2 separate regions of the Homo sapiens genome follow, and region 1 is linked to region 2. The links are chromatin loops, found by intact Hi-C in ENCODE. Cell type or tissue: endothelial cell of umbilical vein. All regions are shown on one strand.

Region 1 (2,500 bases), 92 kb after region 2:
TTATGATAATTCAGTAACTACTCATAATAATGACTTACTATTTTTTTCTTTTAAAACAAAACATTTCTTCTAAAAAAGAAAAACAGGATACATGGGCAGAATGTGTAGGTTTGTTGCATAGGTATACATGTGCCATGGTGGTTTGCTGCACTGATTGAACCAACCTCCAACTTCCCTCCCCTTGCCTCCCACTGCCCCCAACAAGCCTTGGTGTGTGTTGTTCCCTTCTCTGTGTCCACGTGTTCTCATTGTTCAACTTCCACTTATGAGTGAGAGCATGCAGAATATGGTTTTCTGTTCCTGTGTTAGTTTGCTGAGGATGACGGCTTCCAGCTTCATCCATTTCCCTGAAAAGGACATGATCTCATTCCTTTTTATGGCTGCATAGTATTCCATGGTGTATATGTACCACATTTTCTTTGTCTAGTCTATCATTGATGGGCATTTGGGTTGGATCCATTTCTTTGCTATTGTAAATAGAGCTGCAGTAAACATACATGTGCATATGTCTTTATAGCAGAATGATTTATATTCCTTTGGGTATATACCCAGTAATGGGATTGCTGGGTCAAATGGTACTTCTGATTCTAGATCCTTGAGGAATTGCCATTGTCTTCTACAATGGTCAAACTTACTTACATTACCCCCAACAGTGTAAAAGTGTTCTTATTTCTCCACAGCCTCAGAAGCATCTATTGTTTCCTGACTTTTTAATAATTGCCATTCTGACTGGCATGAGATGGTATCTCCATGTGGTTTTGATTTGCATCTCTCTGATTATCAGTGATGTTGAGCTTTTTTTCATGTTTGTTGGCCACATAAATGTCTTCTTTTGAAAAGTGAATCATGACTTAAAATTTCAAAAACTTCAGAAAAAATATCCTTAATATGTTTTGTTCAGAATATCTCCCACTTAGGAGACTGGAATAAAAGGTCCTACACATTGCCCATCTCTGCTTCAAAAGCTGCTACACTAAACACCATGAAAGGCACGTGTAAACCTGGAAGAATAACTGAGCTCATTCAAATGTGTATTGCCCTTAATAGGTCATTATGATGTCAACTCAATAACATTTTGCTAAATGATGCCTCAGTTTATGCTGTGTAGGTACTACTAAAATTAAGCAAGGAAAAACTCTAATCTTACATTCAAAACAATTTTTATTCACCAGAGTGAAACAAGATGCTGGAAGCCTACCATTTACTTTTCTGTATGGAATCTCAAGTGAGGAGTTGAAATTGAAAGCAAACTAACCAAATTGAAACCCACACCAATATCAGTACAACCATCACGCCTCAGCTGTTGCTTCCTTTGGCCCTGAAAAGGAAAACTCCACCTTTCCTGCCTGAGATGAGTGTAGAGTGTGGAATATGAGTTTGCCCACAATGCAGTGAGAAGCTCAGTGCTGGGAGACAACTCAGTATGACCGCATCAGGGTGATGTGTAAAGAAACACTCTATGACCTGACCTTAAACATGAGAATCAAGTATAGAGTTAAATTTCGTAATTAGGAACAAAAAAAAAATTCAACGCCTAATTGTACTATAGTTTATGGGTTTAGGCTCTAAATATTTCCATTTCTTAACAACAATAAAGAGCTGTATTGCCACGAAAGGATGGTGCCAGAGTCTGCATATTTCCTTTAAGTTTGTTCTTCATTTTTTTCCCTATTTTGGGTGACCACTGGGAATTCTACTGCCATAAGTCTGGGTGAAATGTTTCACGACATCCAGAACACTTCATCATGTAGCAGAGCCAAAATCTATTATGGTTTGCAAGTGACTCATATTTCAGTTATGAGAAAGCCCTAACAAAGAACAGTTTGCATTTAAATGTTCTAAATGTCAGGAATGTAATGTTTGGACTATGTAGGTATGCAAGGCCTGATCTCTATGAACAAGGTTTTAAGTATTTATTTGTTTGCGATGTATAATCAACTTTGTTCAAACTTGTGGTAACTCTAATAATAGTTTACTGTCTCATCTTGATGGTATTACTGAAAGTTTGAAATTGCAATGTGAAAAAAATGGGAGAAATCAAACTTTGGAGGAAAGACCTACCAACTCATTCTATGAAAGACTGGCCAGAGCTATATGGGACTTATTAAGGAAAACTAATAGGACCACTACCACCTGCATGAATGAAACATAACTACTAGAAAACACAAGTCTGTTGCAGGCCCAAACTCTACTTAAGTTTCAGAAATTATCATAAAGTAAGTGTATGCATTTGGTGCATTTTTTTCTTTAGAACTAGAAGAAAAAAATGAATAAGCATTATATTTTACTAGAAAATGCGTATTTAAATATTATCATGCATACTAAAGGCCATTTTATTACGTTATTTCACAGGAAACACTTTAGTACAAGAAACATGATATAATGGTAATATTTGATGAAGTAACATACAATATGGGAATTGGAATAATTCTGTTTTTAAGATTATAGGCTATTAAGCATTTTGTCATGTAAAAGTTTATACCTTAAATTTAAATAATAT
Region 2 (2,500 bases):
ATTCAGCTTTTTCCTTAGTGAAGAAAAAAATGTGTCTCTGATTTTTTTCAACCACATTGTATTTTGACTGAATTCCTTGGCTTTAAGTGTACGTTAGTACAGAAATATTTCATATGTCATTTAAATGGCACGAAGACTTGGAAGCAACTTAACAGATAACACACAGACCTCAATGTCAAAGCCTCTCAAACCATATAAAATATGTTTCTTATAGAAGATGAGGATCTATTTCTTTTTTTGCTTCTTTACTTTGTTTACTTCTAATACCATTTTCAATGAAAATTATAAGTACCAGATAATAATGTAATACAATGGCTTATGTGTTCTCTTTTACAGTTGTTTTATTAACTCTGGAACTGGGTCCTTTGCTTCAATAGAGGTAAAGTTAAAACCTGAAGATGTTCTCTTGTAAGGGAAAAGGGTAGAGTGTCTGCCATTTGGCACTAATGATATTTGGGGCCAGATAACTCTTTGTTGTGAAGTGCTACTGTTTAGCAGCATTCTTGACCTCTACCGCTAGACGCCAGAAGTACTCTCCCAACTCCTAACCGTGACAATTGAAAATGTCTCCAGATATTGCCAAATGTCCCATGGGGGTAAAATCTATCCTAGTTGGAAATGACTGGACTAGAGGAATTATCATTTGAGAAGGTAAGAAATATTGGTTTTTGTACTACTTATTAAATATATTTATATGCAACATAATCATGGTTGGCTTGCACAGAGAAAAATTTTGAGGATGAAAGAGGCTGAAGTTTAGAAGTGAACATCTATTTTTATTTTTAGTATTATATGTGAATTAAACCAAATAATTTTTCTGAACAAATTGCTCTTTTTCTCTGTGAACTATCCCTGGAGTAGTTATTAAATATTGACTAATAGATGAAAATAATTCAGGAAATCTGGATTTGTTATCTTAAGAATTTACTAAAATTTATATAAAAAATTATCAGTAGAATGATACAAAGTAATATTAATGGAAGGCAGTAAATATAACTAAACTAAAGAAACTGTTGGTCTAGGAGATGACTTATTTGTGGGAAAGAAAGCAGAACATAGGTTTAAAACTTCAGAAAGCTAAGGGCCGATGCAAAAATGGATATCTAATGAAATTATTCATCTGTATATAAGTCTAGTATCTTATTTACAGATAAGAAAAAACAAATTATGTAAAAGCCTAATGATAAATCCATTGTTCTCATGAAGCATAATTTTTAAGATTATTTAAAAATTATTTGGAAAGGTTAAGTAAAATTATAATGAATTCCAAATATACTTTACTCCACAGAGTTTATATAGAGAATTGAATATATGCTCCAGAAATCATATAATTTCAAAATGTTTTTGCTTATTTCAAAATGTTTTTCCTTATTCTAATCCTGTCAATTGACATATACATATCAATATTTGAAATAATTGTTGGAGAAAAATATTTTTGTATTTCAAACAAACATTATATTTTTGGTTTGCTTTGTCTAAAAGTAAGAAAAGAAGTGATATAAATTCTTACCAGAAAAATAGATTGCAACTAATTCTTTGTGTGCTGGCCTACCTGGCAGGGTTCTCTACTCTAAAGCAACACAAAAGTGTGTAGAAACCAAACCATTCAGATCTTTGTTACTCTGGCCAATGCCTGGGGAATAGTTAAGATAGATGACATTGGAATAGTGCCCAGCATTAGTCGGAACTCTAATGGGTTGTAAAGAAAAGGACAGAAATTATGGGGGAAGTGATTTAAACCACTACACGGCAGGCGGTCTAATCAAATGAAGTCACCATTAGCTTTTATCTCACCTTCACAGTAGTGTAATTGCTGCTTTCTTGGATATGGATTAAAACGCCATTCTCGCTTCTGGTCCTAAATTTTACTTCCAGACTGTTCACACCAAAAGGCTCCAACATGGCACCTCGTAAGCTTTGCCTTAACAAATATTCCCGCTTCTCATTCTGACTCATGTGGTAGTCCAAGCGCCCTTTGCCTTCTAATGATAAGGCAGTGTCAGGAGTAACAGCTGGAAGTCAAAGGAAAAAAGGGAAAATGAATGCATTCATTTGGCATTTCTTGGAGTGTTTTCTATAGTGACAAAAATATAAAAAGGACAATGAAAATGTCGTTTTGGGAATTAATGTCCCCCAACTCTACTCTTAAAAAATAATTTCCATTTATGAATCATTATATAAGTTGATTTCACATGTTTAAATGCATTTCAGAACCATGAACTTAAAATACTCTATGACAGTCATTAACCATTTGGGAAATATTTTACTAAACTATTTGCCACATTACGTAAATTATGAATATCTAAAGACAGGCACTTGTTGGTAATATGTACTTGAAAAATTTGTTTGTAATCATTTTCACTGTGTTTCCAAAATATACGTTTGCATGGTTAAAATGATTTGTAATCTTTAGTCTCTAGTATGCTATAAATTAGGACAAAGAAGTGTTCAATCAAGTATTTACATCGGTAACTAACTTTATTTTCAGTAATCATCACAT

Evidence for each region. A loop is a pair of places that touch in the nucleus more often than their neighbours do. Peaks named below come from ENCODE experiments on the same cell type or tissue, not always from the same donor. Only the 100,000 strongest peaks of a DNase experiment are listed, where the experiment ranks them.
Region 1: it touches region 2 in a loop (2.0-fold over the local background); 1 of 110 quality-filtered maps calls a loop at or near these places.

The regions. Positions count from the first base shown.
Region 1 is chr4:125,389,216-125,391,715 of GRCh38, reverse strand. The region is part of intron 2 of FAT4 (FAT atypical cadherin 4); the gene reads right to left. Among named protein-coding and RNA genes, the nearest start is that of FAT4, 76 kb to the right of the region's middle. In endothelial cell of umbilical vein, no CTCF peak of the experiment used is centred here; DNase peaks (open chromatin) are centred at 1,325 and 1,825; H3K27ac peaks cover 1,890 bases.
Region 2 is chr4:125,481,033-125,483,532 of GRCh38, reverse strand. FAT4 (FAT atypical cadherin 4) reads right to left here. Exons shown (of 18, transcript NM_001291303.3): 16 at 1,795-2,012. Among named protein-coding and RNA genes, the nearest start is that of MIR2054, 25 kb to the left of the region's middle. In endothelial cell of umbilical vein, no CTCF peak of the experiment used is centred here; no DNase peak of the experiment used is centred here.